Linked DNA regions of Homo sapiens: regions 2 and 3 are each linked to region 1. A link is a loop called in an ENCODE intact Hi-C map of the cell type or tissue named here. Cell type or tissue: A673. All regions are shown on one strand.

The links. Hi-C counts contacts between places; a loop is a spot of excess contacts. Peaks named below come from ENCODE experiments on the same cell type or tissue, not always from the same donor. Only the 100,000 strongest peaks of a DNase experiment are listed, where the experiment ranks them.
Region 2: it touches region 1 in a loop (6-fold over the local background); 8 of 110 quality-filtered maps call a loop at or near these places.
Region 3: it touches region 1 in a loop (5-fold over the local background); 10 of 110 quality-filtered maps call a loop at or near these places.

The regions. Positions count from the first base shown.
Region 1 is chr14:85,535,193-85,537,692 of GRCh38, forward strand. All of the region lies in intron 1 of FLRT2 (fibronectin leucine rich transmembrane protein 2), which reads left to right. Among named protein-coding and RNA genes, the nearest start is that of FLRT2-AS1, 4.8 kb to the left of the region's middle. In A673, a CTCF peak has its summit at 1,406; DNase peaks (open chromatin) are centred at 379, 1,459 and 1,789; H3K4me3 peaks cover 2,401 bases; H3K27ac peaks cover 2,420 bases.
Region 2 is chr14:85,607,493-85,609,992 of GRCh38, forward strand. All of the region lies in intron 1 of FLRT2 (fibronectin leucine rich transmembrane protein 2), which reads left to right. Among named protein-coding and RNA genes, the nearest start is that of FLRT2-AS1, 77 kb to the left of the region's middle. In A673, a CTCF peak has its summit at 1,341 (motif pointing left); a DNase peak (open chromatin) is centred at 429; H3K27ac peaks cover 727 bases.
Region 3 is chr14:86,055,741-86,058,240 of GRCh38, forward strand. The region is part of intron 1 of LINC02328 (long intergenic non-protein coding RNA 2328); the gene reads left to right. All of the region lies in intron 2 of LINC02316 (long intergenic non-protein coding RNA 2316), which reads right to left. Among named protein-coding and RNA genes, the nearest start is that of LINC02316, 6.0 kb to the right of the region's middle. In A673, a CTCF peak has its summit at 1,517 (motif pointing left); a DNase peak (open chromatin) is centred at 1,501.

The DNA.
Region 1 (2,500 bases):
TTGGAGCATGTCCACTCGCTCACAGACTTATTGCTAAATTTATTATGTCTAATTTCTCACAACCAAAAGCTAATCTGAAGGCTAGCTTCCATATCGGACCGATATTATCTGTAGACTTAACCGGTATGACCTTAATAAATATCCAATGAAAAGCCCCCCCCCAAAAAAAAAAAACAACAACATTTTGAGGTAAATAGAATGCAGATTGGCATTTGTCCAGGGATATATTAGGTTGTTCAGTGTGAATGTAAAATTTTAGGTCCGTATTTGAAGTGTTAGAACTAGATTCTCACTTGTTTTCATTACTGAACAACATGGGCCAGCTACTTATGACGGGCAAGCCACCAGCCACCATATTAGCAGAGAATCAATCTGTAGGTAATACGCATACCATGAAAAGTTACTTCTTTCTCCACAGCGTTATTGCGTCTGAGAATACTACTTCTCTTCCTCCCCTCCTTGAAAGCCCGAAACAGGATAGGGTTAAACCATTTAGGGATTTTTTAATAATCACTGAAGACAGTGCAACACCATACTGTCATGTTGAGTTGCAAATATCTTTGACTGGAGGAGGTTGGAAGATGAAATTTCAAACATTATTCCATGTCTCTGCCAGTAGAGATACAAGAAATTGTAAAAAGAATTGGGCTAGCTGTACTGTAGCAGAACCTATTACAAACCTAGCATGGAAGGAATGCTGTTTTTTTTTTTTTTTTTTTTTTTTTTTTTGTTGTTGTTGTTGTTGTTGTTGTTTTAAAGCCCATGTCTTAACACTTCAGTAGTTTCATTGCAGTTTTAGAAATTCCAGGGGATGCTTTTAGCAGAAGAAAGTAGATTCCCAAATGACACCATGCTGGGCTACCCTGGAGTCCCCAAAGCAGTCCTGGCTTTTCCTGTATGTTAGGTTTCAGATGATGTGATCATATACGAGTTTGACTTTGACCGGCTGGATCTAATTTGAACCTTCTCTGATGCCCGTTACATTTATATTCTGGCCTGCTGGAGAGTTTGATTTAGGATTTAGACAACTTTATATTTTCCCAGTTTGAAGCTGTGGTTTTAAGAAAGGCTCAAGTATGTACAAGTCCAGAAGCTTTATTCTGTAGAGACCCAGTGTGAACATCTGATCTAGTTTGACTCTTGAGCTTTGTACTTTACAAGGAAGAATTCCTGCTTCTGGGATCTGAAGCGTCTGAAGTTAAAAAACAGCAAGGGTGCCGAGCGGCTTTTGGTTTTGCTCTCTGTTTAGAAGATTCAAAAAAGGTCAAGGTGATGTAATATTTGTATTCAGGTCAGACTTTTCTGGATAATCATCTTTTGATATCTTTAATTTCAATTCGAGTTCCTTTTTCACTAGATTACTTTAATAACTTTGTGATTTCTGCTACAGTGATTCAAATTCAGTCCATTAGTGACCTCTATCTGTGAGAAGTGAATACTCATGGTTTTTTTTTTTTTTCCTTCTCATCAAAGTCTGAAGATGACGTCAGGGTGCTGGGGGTGAATCCCAACAGTTCTGTAGTTCTTTCTGGATATTTCAGTTTACCTAATTTGATTTTTCTAATACAGAGTTCAATATGGATAATGACATTTAATTACAGTAATAAAAATGTTATGGACTAATAGAGAGGCAACTAAATGGTTATTCCATATAGCATTGACAGTGTGATCAACATAAATAAAACACCAGAGCTATCCACTGCCAATGAAGGGATTGTACAGTCAGGCTGACTATTGTTTTGGGACTCACAATGCTGCTGAATGTAAGTGAAATTTTATTGCTCCTAAGTGCTTACATAACAAGGGAAACTTGAGACGAGCTCAAAATATGTATGTGGTAACTAGACTTCATGGTAGCTGTGTGTATATGTCTTTAAATTCTGCTGTGCTTCTACTGTGAACTTATGGTACAGATCAAAGAGTGTGAGAAGAGTATTTATAAACAGATGGTCCTTTTAAGGAGACTTTAAAAATCTGATTCCTAATCCAGGTTTGTCTTGTGAGGGTTTTCAGATAGAAATTTCAATTTTAGCCGATTATTTCAAATGCTAATTGAAGACAAAGTTTACTGAATTTCTTAGGTGGGTGGATACCATTATCTGACATTTTCCAGATGGTTTTTGATCTAGTGGTATTTGGGGATATGGAATTTTTAGGAGGTTTTCTTTCTTTTCCCTTGGGCAATTTTTACACAAAAGACTTTTTTAAGACTAGCTATTATTATTATTAAAGTTAAACAACCATTATCTTACTTCAGACAACTTTCTTACTTTTTCTACTCTCCAAATTGCTTTTGTGCAATTATATCTTTCTTCTAAAACTACATGTCGCGAATTGACGTATCAGTATACTTTTACTCCTTTCAGTAATAAAGGACCTCCAATTACGTATCTGTTTATAGTAAAACACACACACACACACACACAACACACACATACATCAAGAACCATTTTAAGACAGAGATTCTTTTCAAGGTTTGAACTATGTTCCTTTTTTAAAG
Region 2 (2,500 bases), 72 kb after region 1:
GGATTCTTGCAACAGCTAGGGGTGGGATCACAGCACCAGGGAAAAGAAAGTTTTCGGCTCCAGGAAGAAATGTTTTTGGGGAGGCCTGGAAGCTGAGATTGAATTCAGTGTGAATGTCCAGAAGAAGGACTTGCCTTCAGTTTACAAACAAGTTTTTGCTTTGCAGTCCTTCTATGAGAGTTGGTTGTAAGTGAGCTGTTTCTTAATCACCTTGTGTTGTAATTAGTTGTGGCATGCTTGTCTTATGTATTATGCATTTTATGTGCTTTCTACTGTATTAAGAAATCAAGCGTCTCTGTATGAGTCAGCTCATACTGCCCGAACAAAGTACCACAGACTGCACAGACTGGATGACTTGAACAACAGAAATGTATTTTCTCACAATTCTGGTGGCTAGGAGTTCAAGCTGTCGGCAGGGCTGGTTTCTTCCTAGGCTTTTCTCCTCAGATTGTATTAATAGATAGCCATCTTCTCTTCTCTTGGGTCCTCACATGGTCTTCCCTCTGTGTATGTCTGTTTCCTAATCTCCTCTTCCTGTACAGACACCAGTCATATTGGATTAGGCCCCACCTTAATTACTTTATTTTAACTCGATGCTCCCCTTAAAGACTCTGTCTCCAAATATAGTCACATTCTGAGATACTGGGGGTTAGGACTTCAACATATGAGTTTTGGGTGGGAACAGTTTAGTCCATTAACAGTCCACTGCCTCTCATGTGTTTGCTTGATAAATGATTTTTTTTTTTTTCTTTTTTGAGACAGAGTCTCACTCTGTTGCCCAGGCTGGAGTGCAGTGGTGTTATCTCGGCTCACTGCAGCCTCCACCTCCCGGGTTCAAGCAATTCTTCTGCCTCAGCCTTCCAAGCAGCTGGGATTGCAAGAGCGAGCCTGCCACCATGCCTGGCTAAATTTTGTATTTTTAGTAGAGACTGGGTTTCGCCATTTTGACCAGGCTGGTCTTGAACTCCTGACCTCTAGTGATCCACCCGCCTCGGCTTCCCAAAGTGCTAGGATTACAGGCATGAGCCACCTTGCCCAGCTGATAAATGATTATTGAATAAGTGAATGAACAGATGAATGGATGGATGGATTTTTATTTAATTGTGGTAAATCTGTTGAATTAGTAACTCTAGCAATATTCGTGAGTTAAGTCATAATGTTTCTTAAAGTTTTTGTGTTTCTTCCACCCTGAAGATATGCTTAACAGATGACATTCTTCAGCAATGTTTCTATTTATTCAGGAAGTATGCACGACCCTTCTCTTCTTGGAGGCAGGTCTGCTCGTCATGTGAAGAGCCACTGCCCTCAACAGGCCCACGCAAACATTTGCCAGCGTCCTGAGCAAGAACATGGGGAGAGGCCTGCTTTAGATCTAATTGTTCAAAAGCTACAAATCTCATTAGCAAGTTGTTTAAAAAGTGTAGGCACTTTGCCTATTGTGACCCATCTGGCTTCCAGAATATCCTGGAAGGCCAGGCAGATTTGACCTTAGAATTCTCAAACTCTACCAAATACAGAACAGAAAGTGGCAGTGCAGGGATAACTGGTCCAAAGTCTCTTCCTTTCCCACTGAGGTTCCGTCCTGAAACCCAAGAGGCTTTGCACACAGACACCCCAGCTCTGCACTCCTCCTTCCCAATCCGAACAAGCTTAGAAGTGTCATAACCTCAGGAGGACAGACCCAGTGGAGAGGTCCTCCAGGGCCCTGTGAGAAAGTTGGAGCCAGGAAATTCTGGAATCTGGGCACCCAAGATGGAACCTAGAAGGAGCAATACAGGCTTTGGATGGTCATATCCCTTTGACCCTGTGCGTTCCTTACCCTGATAGGAGGGGTGTTGGTTGTAGGTCTAAGGTTGGTACTGTGGTCAATTTCAGCTTTTTCAGGAACTCTCACTGGTTTTGAGATTATTCCCATATTCTGAATTCCCTGCAGAATGGTCAAGAGAGTTGGGGAGATAGAACATTTGGAGAAAACACTAGAGTCAGAGCGTAGCCACCTGCAAAGGTAGTTAATGGAGGTGGCTGTTTCACCGGGAATTTGTTTCATTTAGTCTTGACCTCTTGACCCTGAATACCTAGTTTCTGCACCTGTGAGTCCCCCCAAAAGACAAAGTAACTCCGTTAGGAGACTTGGTTCTAGAAACATATGAGCATATTTCAGGAAGAACCAGAGCATGAGTGGGCACCTGCACGCCTTAAATGGGGCCTGCCCTCTGCAGTGAGCCATGAGCTGGGGGAGCAGCCCCGCACCTCTATTCTCAGGTGAGACAGGGTCACCTCTCGTGAGTCACACAGCCCAGGCAGCCTTCTAGAAACGTGTCAAACTCTATTGCACTAGTAACTTTTTTATTGCTAGGGTCACTAAAAGCCACTTTTTCAAATTATCGGAGGTTGTTTGCCAGGCTGTGCACAGAACTTCAGAAGAAGGAAAAAAGCCAATGGTTTTCTTCACCACACATAGAATAATTTATAGGTAGGGACCAATTTACTTGCTAGGGAA
Region 3 (2,500 bases), 520 kb after region 1:
GATTGAGGATGGCTCAGTGGTTGGAAGAAGCTTGCACCTAAAACCTCAAGTTGAAAAGAGGTGAGACAGGAAAAGGCTAAGACACAGAGCAATTTATTACGTTTCTATGCCTGTAAACTCCTGGCATAGTGTTACTGGCAAATCAGGCACTTAATAGATGTATGTCAATAGATTGCCACATCAATAGACTCAAGGAATTTGCATATGATAACAAGGTTAAATATTTCATATGACTCATCTGGAAAAATGAAAGATAAAAGATATGATTAAAGTCTACGAGATTTGAGGGATCTGAATTGAGTGAATGCAAATGTCCTCATTAAATGCTTGATTATTAATATGATGAGGCTCGCTTTAAACTTGAAAGAGACAATTGTGAATAAATAAAGGTAATAACACTAATTTTTTTAAAAAAGGTTAATAAACGTTTGGACCTATAATGGAAGAATGAGCTTGAGTGAAAAATTTAATGTAATTCAATTACATAAACATTTGGGGACAATCCCAAGCTCATTTGGGGTTGACATTATGCAACAAAATTATGTGCTCCTAAAAAATTCTTCGACTTTTTCCCTTAAGAACTCCATGATGAAATTCAGCTCATTTTTATCTTGTTTTTTTATTAAAAAATACTTAACTTGTTGTACATAGTGTTTTACTGAGTTACTTTGAGCATTTTCCTCAGATAGAAATGATTTAATTACATATAAAATAACTTATTGACAATCAATGACATTAAGTAGTATTTCATATTTTTACTTAGTATTTTATTTGATTAAAAGTAATTCCTATATATTTTCCCCTTTGATTGCAGACAATAGTGAATTCAGGTTCCAAAATAGCTACAATAGTGATTTATGTATAAATTATATATAGATAATTTAGCACATAAGCCTGTTTGTTTTTGTGCTATTTAATATAAAACTTACTAATAGTTGAATAGTTATGTCATGTTTCCATAAACAATAACTCTTCATTTTTCATTTTTTATTTTACTTTAAGTTCTGGGATATATGTACAGAACATGCAGGTTTGTTACATAGGTATATATGTGCCATGGTGGTTTGCTGCACCCATCAACCCGTCACATCTAGGTTTTGAGCCCCACAAGCATTAGGCATCTGTCCTAATGCTCTCCCTCCCCTTTCCTCCCACCCCCCGACGGGCCCTGGTGTGTGATGTTCCCCTCCCTGTCTCCATGTGTTCTCACTTAAACAGTAACTCTTGATCAAAAGTATTGGACATCTAAATGGTTTTATCCAAATCTGCTTTACAGGAATCCAAGTACTTTTATTAAAAATATTATTAAAATGCAAAAAAATTCAGTTGGCTTAAAACTCCAATTTTTTTGTGGGACTGTCATTCTGTGCCAATATGTGTGAATGGCTTCTATTCTCTAAAAACTATCTACAAAAATAAATTACTGCAAAGGGGGGTTCACTGTCAGTATTTTAGTTGACCTGACAGGACAGCCAATGTCTTCCGCTTTCTAGTGTCAATGCGCCAGCATCCCCTAGTGGGCATTGTTAGAAATAAAACTTAATTCTACTGATAAGAAAGGTGAAGGAGGTTTATTAATGTATTAGGTTTATTTTGTTGGAATTCATTTGCATAATTAAAATAACTTTGCATTTATGAGTGCATATTGTCAATAAAACATTACTCTGGTTGGGATGGTACCAGCTATCATCTATTGCCCTGAAATATTTGTGTATTTAAAAAGTTTACATACGCAGTATTTTTGGATTTATATGTGTGTGTACAAAGTAATTTAAGCTATTCATCATTTATATTTGTTTGAATATTCATAATTTATATTTGCATGTTTGACAAACATTTTTAATTGAGGTTTGTGCTATGTATAGTTACAATTACAGACAGAAGTTTGACTCAACTGGAATTATTGTGGCATTAAAAATAAGCATTGATTTCTATATGAGACTGATTTTATTCAAATCCTAATTTCCCTGGTGATTAGCCTTGTGACCTAGAGAAATTTTTTTACCCCTTTGAAATCTTATTTTCTTCATTCATAAAACAAGGGTAAAAATGTACATACTGACTCAAAATTTTTAGGGAAGGTTTTCCAGAGTCTGGTAACACGTGTGATTAACAACTCATATGTTTAAAACGCATAAACATGTACAGAATTTTAATATTAAACGTTAAGAACAATGTAAAAAAGCTAAGGAATTCTTTTTTTCTTTTTTCTTTTTGTTTTCTTTCTTTCTTTTTTTTTTTTTTTTGAGACAAAGTTTCACTCTTGTTGCCCAGGCTGGACTGCAATGGCGTGATCTCGGCTCACTGCAACCTCCACCTCCTGGGTTCAAGCAATTATCTTGCCTCAGTTTCCTGAGTAGCTGGGATTACAGGCACCCACCACCACGCCCAGCTAAGGTTTTCGTATTTTAAGTAGAGAGGGGGTTGGCCAGGTTGGTCTTGAACTCCTGACTTCAGTTGATCCACCCTCCTCGGCCTCCTAAGTGCTGAGATTACAGGC